3 separate regions of the Homo sapiens genome follow, and all the other regions are linked to region 1. A link is a contact called in ENCODE Hi-C or POLR2A ChIA-PET data. All regions are on one chromosome and are shown on one strand. The core of a region is the stretch at or near the end of the contact, and the rest is flanking DNA. Distances in the headings are between cores, read along the strand shown. Region 1 overlaps LOC124900981 (a long non-coding RNA gene). Region 2 overlaps LOC105378977 (a long non-coding RNA gene). Region 3 has its middle 66 kb from the start of LINC01948.

Region 1 (2,564 bases), core at 19-2,518:
CCTTTCTTCCTTTCTTTCTTCCTTCCTTGCTTTCTTGTTTTGCTTTGCTTTCTTTTCCTTCTTTTTCAGACAGGGTCTTGCTTTGTTGCCTAGGCTGGAGTGCAGTGTGCAATCATGGTTCACTGTACCCTGAACCTTCTGGGCTTAGGCAATTCTCCCACCTTAGCCTCCTGAGTAGCTAGCACTACAGTGCGTGCCACCACACCCAGCTAATTTTTTATTTTTCGTACAGACAAAGTTTTCTTATGTTGCCCAAACTGGTCTTGAACTCCTGAGCTGAAGAGATCCTCCCACCTCAGCTTCTCAAAGTGCTGAGATTACAGGCATGAGCCATCGCACCCAGCCTGGACTTCTTTTTCTATGCTTCATACACACATAGACTTTAAAAAAAAAAAACAACACTATCTTACTCTATGTATTATTTTGTTTCCTGCATTATATCTCTTTAATAACATAGCATGTGCTAAATAAATATCTTTCTGTGCTAAATAAATTAGTTTAATAGTTGCTTCATATTATTTTCATATTAATATTATGATCTTTTAATACCATAATTTATTTAACTACTTCTCTATTGGTGGACACTCAGGTTCTTTTCTGTTTGATTTTTCTACTGTAAAAGCCCTGATTAACATTCCATATATTATATCATTGCAAATTTGTACTGCTATTTCCTCTTATTAAATTTTTAGAAATGACTTGTTGGGTAAAAGGCCACATATGTATTTAAGTACATTAATACATGTTCTTTTTTGTTGCCCAGGCTGGTCTTGAACTTCTAGGCTCAAGCAATCCTCCCAGCTGAGTCTCCCAAGTATCTAGGACTACAAGCACGTGTCACCATGCCCAGCAACATGTTCTAAACTGCCTTGAGAAAGGTGACATCACATTGCCAATTCTGTTCCTCATTATCTCTATTATGAATTTTAACTCTGCTATCCGAGTTCATCTCCCTTTTCCTTTCATTCCATTGCCTTTCCACCTCAACCTGTTCTATGGTTTTCTGATTCTGCTTCAGAGAGGTGAGTTACTTTGCAGTCTTCTAAGGATGTAAATTTTTCTCAATTTTTCTTTTCTGTTTCCTGTAGGAATAAATGAAGCCCAGATATCTAATTTTCTTATTCATTATTTATTCTCTCTCTGGAGAAGCCACCTCTATCTAGGGACTTCACTTGGGTGTGCTTTTTGCCCACAGTGCTGCTCCCTGTTCACTTGGGCACAGGTCAGGTCCATGAGTCAGATCCATGGCAAATGGCCAGCAGGTACACACCCCACTCTGGATCCAACTCAAGTATCAAGTAGATTGTCATCAGCTGTCTCTGTTGGAATGTGGTGGGATCTTCTTTCCTCTTTTTATTTTTTTTTTAAGATCTCAGCTCACTGCAACCTCTGCCTCCTGGGTTCAAGTGATTCTCCTGCCTCAGCCTCCTGAGTAGCTGAGACTACAGGTGCACGCCACCACACCTGGCTAATTTTTGTATTTTTAGTAGAGACAGGTTTGGCCAGGCTGGTCTTGAACTCTGGACCTCAAATGACCCACCCACCTCAGCCTCCCAAAGTGCTGGGATTACAGGCGTGAGCCACCGCACCTGGTCTGGGCTCTTCTTCCATACCCACTCTGAACAGATACCATTTACAAAAAATTACAGTGTCCAGCATGCACCTCTCAAGGGCTCTTTCTTTCTCTGCCCCCATCTATAAGGACTCTACTTGAGAAGCAGCCACATCACAATTTAGTTGAGTTTTTTGTATCTAACGGCTCTCTAATTACTAGTTAGGTTGTCATGTAATGACATTGCATTAATTAAAGACTTAAATGGCACACCTCTATCTATTGGAGAGGCTAGGGTTCAAAATGTCCACTGTGATTTGACATTCCATTTGTATTTCTGCTCTAGCAATTTTCAGAGTTCTAAGCAGTTGGCCAACATTATCTCCAGTCCTCAAAACAACCTCAGAAGACAAATAGGAGGCAGGTGTTCTTGTCCCTGAACTTCATGGGGAAGCAGAGGCACAGGGGGACAATGTGACTCATCTGCCCAGTCTGTGGACATTTGTCAGCTGCCTTGCTTCCCCTCCTTTGCTCCATGCTTCCTATCTTGTGGCACCATGCTGCCAGACTGCCCATCCCTGAGGCTGGTTGGACTGCAGTAGAAGGTCAATTAGGATGAGTCATTCAAACATTTGAACTGCCTGGTTGCTGCTTAGAGAGTGCCCTTAACACAGGTTGCCCTGCTGAGCATTTGAGGTGTGGTGCTGAATAAAACTGCATGCCACCGATCTTGCCCTAAAAGCCCTGCATCATGCATTTACCACTCAGACTCCATAAGTCTTAATCCACTTCTTCCTCAATAACAGCTTAGTCAGTATGAAGTGACTCTAATAATAGCAGCAGCAGATTGAGCATACACAATGCCTGCCATCCTGAAGGTGTTTTAGGAAGCTCTGCTGAGGTGCTTCTCTGTCTGTCTGGTCATATCTTTAACCATGCATCTGAAACCAGATGCTCATGGTAAGGGAGATGAAAATATTTGGCAACTGGGAAGTCACGGGGCTGTACCTAA
Region 2 (2,564 bases), core at 45-2,544, 700 kb after region 1:
TAGCTGCCTAATGATTGAGCGTCATGAAATGCTTTCACTTGGCAGGGCAAAATTGCACTACCTAGAAATGTCTGGGTGGCATTTAGAGTTGACAGACAGTAATGAGCGCTGGTTAAAAAAAAAAAAAAAGAGGTATTTTAGTGCTCTAGCAATTGCTAGACCTTCAGAAACACATCTCCCTTCTATATTTACACCTGCATTTTAAAAAGAAAAAAGAACAAAGAGAAGGAAAGAGAAAAAGGAAGGAAAGAAAAAAGGGAGAAAAGTATATCTATCATTTTATCCATTTCTAAAGACTCTTACATCAATTTAAAAGCTAACCATAATTGATCTTTTACTATGAACAATGTTTTGTGCTAAGTGCTTTACAAATATTAGCTAATTTCATCTTCACAACAACTGTTTAAGGCATACAACATTATTTCTCCCTTCTTACACATAAAGAAACTGAAGCTTGCCTGAGGTCATCATCTAATTGACAAGTCACGGTTCAAACCTAGGTGAGTCTAGCTTTAGAATTTGGGTTTCAATCACCGTATGGCATTGCTTCTCTTTCCTAACCTGGACTTAGTGATTGTGCAAACAGTGATGTCAACCATCTCAGCTTGCCTGGGTAGGGATGAAGAGAATTTCCTTCGCTCTTGCTTCTGAAGTTTAAATAATTTGAGTCTATAAAACAAACTAACAATAGGCAGATTCACAGGGAAAAAAAAGTGTACAAATTTTATTAATGTGCATATGGACACAGAAGCCACACACAAAGTATGAGACTCAATGGAAAGCCAGATGGCTGAAGGTTATATACCATACAGCAAGGAATAGAGGCTTGGGGCATGGCAAGACAAGTTATTGGAGGAAGAGGGGAGAAAAGGCATGGTGAGCAAAGGCTATCTTGTTATGCAGATAGAGCCCCATGGATAGCAGCCCTCGGAAAGAACAGACAGTATCCTGCTCTTATGTGGTAAAACTTTATCTGTCAGACCTTTTGAAGTGTCAGAACTTTAGTCCCTCTTTCCTGTGATTTAATCTTTCCTAGGTCTGGATAAGGGAGGCCTTATAAAACCCTGTTTGTGTCTGCTGTTAACTTCATTTCACTAATGTAGATTTCCTCTACAGATGCAAATCTCCCCGCCTCCCCAAAAGACAGCTTTTCAAAGCTTTTCCTGTGGTTTGCAGTTCCTGTGAATAGTCATATCAAAATATACCAAAGAAGTATATTTTGGAGTGGCATATTTTTGTTTCCTTTACCTGAGACCCACAGGACCTAAAGCGCTAAAACCTGGAAAGTCCCAGGCTAACAAGCATGAGTTAGTCATCCTCCAAGAATGCAAAAATATGAAAGAAACCTCTCTCTACTCAGTGATAAAGCTTCTCCAACTTAAGTGAAGGGACATTATAGTGTGCAAAGAGACCAGGCCCTAAAAGAACTGAGTCCTTGTCTCAATCTGCTTATAGCCAGCTCCAAGAGACCTTGACCAAGTCAGGTGACCTCTCTGGGCCTCAGCTCCTTCCTTCTTAAAATGATGAAGGTGGGTTAGATAAACAGGTCTCCACTTGGCTGTACATGAGAACCATGTGAGGAACTTTCAGTAAAGGCCGGTGCTCAGACCCCACCCCACCCCTGACCAATCAAATCCCAGAATATCTGGGGTTGGGGAACTGAATTTACTGCAGAGAACAAAGCATACATGTCCCACTTCTTAGAGCTAACAATTTAGTGGAGGAGCAAAAAGGCAAACTATGATTCATATACATATATATATATATATACACACACACACACACACACACACACACACACACATATATATGATCCTCCCTTCTATATTTATGCCTGTATTTAAAAAAAAAAAGAGAAAAGAACAAAGCAAAGAGAAGGAAAAAAGAAAAGGAAGGAAGTAAAAAAGGAAGAAAAGTGTTTCTAATCTGTTTGCCTGTTTCTAAAGACTCTTACATTAGTTTAAAAGCTAACACTAATTGATCTTTTAATATGAATATATATATATACACATGAATCATACACACACATATAATTTGTAGTAAGAGCTATTAAGGTGAAAATAATGTTATGAGAATTATGAAAAATTAATAAGGGGAACATAATTAAAGGGAGAGAGTCTGAGAAGGCTTCTGTGTGTGTCAGAAGAACAAAAAATTGCAGTTAGGCATACACATTACAGGGGAAAGAGCTTTCTAGTCAAACGGATATCTAACTTGGTTATCTGCTTCCGTATATGTCTACATACATACATACTTATACTATATGTACATGAATGAATGACTTACTTGAAGACTCATAGCCAGAACAGAGGGTGGAAAGGAGGGCGGAGAGTGGTGGGGAGAGCGGCACGCAGAGTGCCTGGGGAGGTCGGCAACAGCCAGACCATGTGGCAGACTTGAGGTTTTATCTTAAGTACAACAGCAATAGCAAGCCAGTGGAAGGTTTAGGCAGGGGAGTTACACTTTCAGATTTGTGTTTTTAAAAATTCACTTGTGCTTAAGTGTAGAGGATGGTTTGGATGGGGCATAAGGAAAAGAGAAGTTATAAAGTTATCGCAATAACA
Region 3 (2,564 bases), core at 17-2,516, 620 kb after region 1:
TTTTGACAGGCATCTGTGTGGATGGGGTACCTTAAGTTTGCTGTGGTAAAAATATTGTGATAATATCATGTTGTGTGTTCTCTTGCCCTGCTGTGATGGTTAATACTGAATGTCAACTTGATTGGATTGAAGAATGCAAAGTATTGATCCTGGGTGTGTCTACGAGGGTGTTGCCAAAGGAGATTAACATTTGAGTCAGTGGACTGGGGAAGGCAGACCCACCCTTAATCTGGTGGTCACAATCTAATCAGCTGCTGGCTAATTTTCTGTCTGGCTAAGCAGACAGAAAAACGTGAAAAGGCAAGACTGGCCTAGCCTCCCAGCCTACATCTTTCTCCCGTGCTGGATGCTTCCTGCCATCAAACACTGGACTCCAAGTTCTTCAGTTTTGAGACTGGGACTGGCCCTCCTTGCTCCTCAAGCTTGCAAATAGCCTATTGTGGGACCTTATGATCATGTTAGTTAATACTTAATAAACTCCCCTTTATATATATAATATCCTATTAGTTATGTCCCTCCAGGGAACCCTTACTAATACACCTGCCAACATAAGAACCAGAAGGAAGAAGTGCAGACGAGCTGGAAGAGTAAGGTGCATGAGTAAATATGAGCTGAGCTACTCAGAATTTTGACAGGACCAATAATTCCTGAAACCTTTGATGTCTGTTTTATACATACACACACACACACACACACACACACACACACACACACACACACTGACCTCCCACAGTGTGCCAGTTAAAACAATGAAATCCCAGAAGAGTTAACTTGACCGAGTCTGAGAAAGCATTACTAGATATCTAAGGACAAAGAAAGAACAAAACTATTTTTAAAAATCTGAAAATGTTAAAAGCTCCAAGAAAAGAGTTAAGATGTGTCTTAAGAATTCAAAAGCCCTCAAAGCTAGCAGATAATAAAGAGAAGAGTGAGTTGACAGTGACAACAAGGCAAATTCTGGCCTTGAATTGCAATCTTTAGGTTCCAGGCTTAGGACTCTCAGAAATTTCATAGCTCCTTGGTTTTGAAATAATGTAAACAATGGCCTAGAAAGACATTCCTGAGAAGTAGACTGGACTGCAGATAAGAAGCTGGACCCAAGGCTCAGGCTGGTGTTAAGACTGTGCAATCTACTTCTCTGTGAAACTTTCTTGGGGGTGAGAAGTTTAGAGTCAACAACTGGAAGAACTCTGTAGAGAGGCGTGGCCCAATTGCTGCTTCCTCTTTTCTCCTGGGGGCAAGTTTCATCAGTCTCAGAGCCCTGCTGTTTGTCATGGGAAATGGGGTGATGGCTGTAGTTCCTGTCTCAGTCTTATTGGTCGATCATACCCTGTCAGCGACCTAGGACATGGTAAGCACTCAAGCACACCATAATTATTTAATATTGATGCAGGGGCTGCCACGACTTAACAATATATTAATGACCAATATTTCATTACTGTGGGTTTGGGGACAGTCAGCCTTAATAGCAGGAGGCTAAACCAGAGTGACTAAAGAGCATCAGAGGATTTCGGATAGCACAGGCGGCAAAGGTCCATAGTGAGACAGCCACGGGGCAAAGGCAACTGGCTTTCTTTACTGAAGAACTACTTTGTGTCGGAGAACCTACTATAAGGAGTTATATTAGAGGTGAAGTTTCTCATGCATGGAGAGACTAGGAGTGATGGTTGACCCCAATATCTTTTTTTTTTTTTTAGAAACAGGGTCTTGCTCTGTGGCTCAGGCTAGAGTGCAGTGGCATAATCATAGCTCACTGTAGCCTCGAGCTCCTGGGCTGTAGGGATCCTCCTTCCTCAGCCTCCTGAGTAGTTGGAACTACAGGTGTGTGCTACTGCATCCAGCTAATTTTTAAAAACTTTTTTTGTAGAGACAGATTCTCACCCCCTTGCCCAGGCAAGTACAGAGATCCATGTACTGGCGCGGTGGCATAGTGGCTCATGCCTGTAATCCCAGCACTTTGAAAATCCTAGGTGGTAGGATTGCTTTAGCTCAGGAGTTCAAAATCAGCCTGGGCAACATAGCAAAAACATGTTTCTACAAAAAATATTTTAAAATGTAGCTGAGTGTAATGGTGCATGCCTCTGGTCCCAGCTACTCAGGAGACTGAGGCCAGAGGATCATCTGAGCCTAGGAGGTCAAAGCTGCAGTAAGCCATGATCACACCACTGCACTCCAGCTTGGAAGACAGAGCAAGACCCTGTCTCAGAAAAAAAAAAAAATGTTTAAAGAAGACAATTAATTTAGATATTTCAGGATTCCCACAAAATATCAGCAGCTAATAAAATCCTGTGCTAGGCCTTACCAAGACAAAATAACATTTAGCCCTATATTTGATGCCTCTCCCATAAAGTCTCAATTTTCTATTGCTATTTAAAAAAATGATGCCATGAAAATACAAAGCAGCTGAAATGAATTATGAGTCCTTTTCGGGGAGGAGAAGGGGGAAAATCTTTCCCCAGGGGCACATTTTTTAAAGTTCCTCTTTCTATTTGAAATGCTTCCTGACTTGAAGCCTTGCAAGAATTTCACAATTAGATGGGTGCAGGGAAGAACAGTTCTGCAGA

Evidence for each region. A loop is a pair of places that touch in the nucleus more often than their neighbours do. ChIA-PET counts read pairs that join two places held with the same protein, here RNA polymerase II (POLR2A). Pooled maps may share reads with other maps.
Region 2: a loop to region 1 is called in a pooled map, with 4 times the contacts of the local background. The contact joins two enhancer-like sites. A Hi-C loop is called at or near these places in 1 of 37 single-sample maps with no recorded cell type and 2 of 50 pooled maps. POLR2A ChIA-PET finds 5 or more read pairs at or near these places in 1 of 52 experiments (activated CD4-positive, alpha-beta T cell).
Region 3: a loop to region 1 is called in a map with no recorded cell type, with 5 times the contacts of the local background. The contact joins two enhancer-like sites. A Hi-C loop is called at or near these places in 2 of 37 single-sample maps with no recorded cell type and 3 of 50 pooled maps.

Annotation. Positions count from the first base shown.
Region 1 is chr5:57,031,980-57,034,543 of GRCh38, reverse strand. The region is part of intron 1 of LOC124900981 (a long non-coding RNA gene); the gene reads right to left. Among named protein-coding and RNA genes, the nearest start is that of MIER3, 81 kb to the right of the region's middle. Within about 2 kb of position 1,268, at least 2 of the 41 ENCODE cell types and tissues checked have a DNase peak (open chromatin) inside an H3K27ac peak, as active enhancers do.
Region 2 is chr5:56,327,786-56,330,349 of GRCh38, reverse strand. The region is part of intron 2 of LOC105378977 (a long non-coding RNA gene); the gene reads right to left. Among named protein-coding and RNA genes, the nearest start is that of ANKRD55, 96 kb to the right of the region's middle. Within about 2 kb of position 1,294, at least 8 of the 41 ENCODE cell types and tissues checked have a DNase peak (open chromatin) inside an H3K27ac peak, as active enhancers do.
Region 3 is chr5:56,414,178-56,416,741 of GRCh38, reverse strand. No RefSeq gene overlaps it. Among named protein-coding and RNA genes, the nearest start is that of LINC01948, 66 kb to the left of the region's middle. RefSeq lists an enhancer at 1,358-1,407. Within about 2 kb of position 1,266, at least 16 of the 41 ENCODE cell types and tissues checked have a DNase peak (open chromatin) inside an H3K27ac peak, as active enhancers do.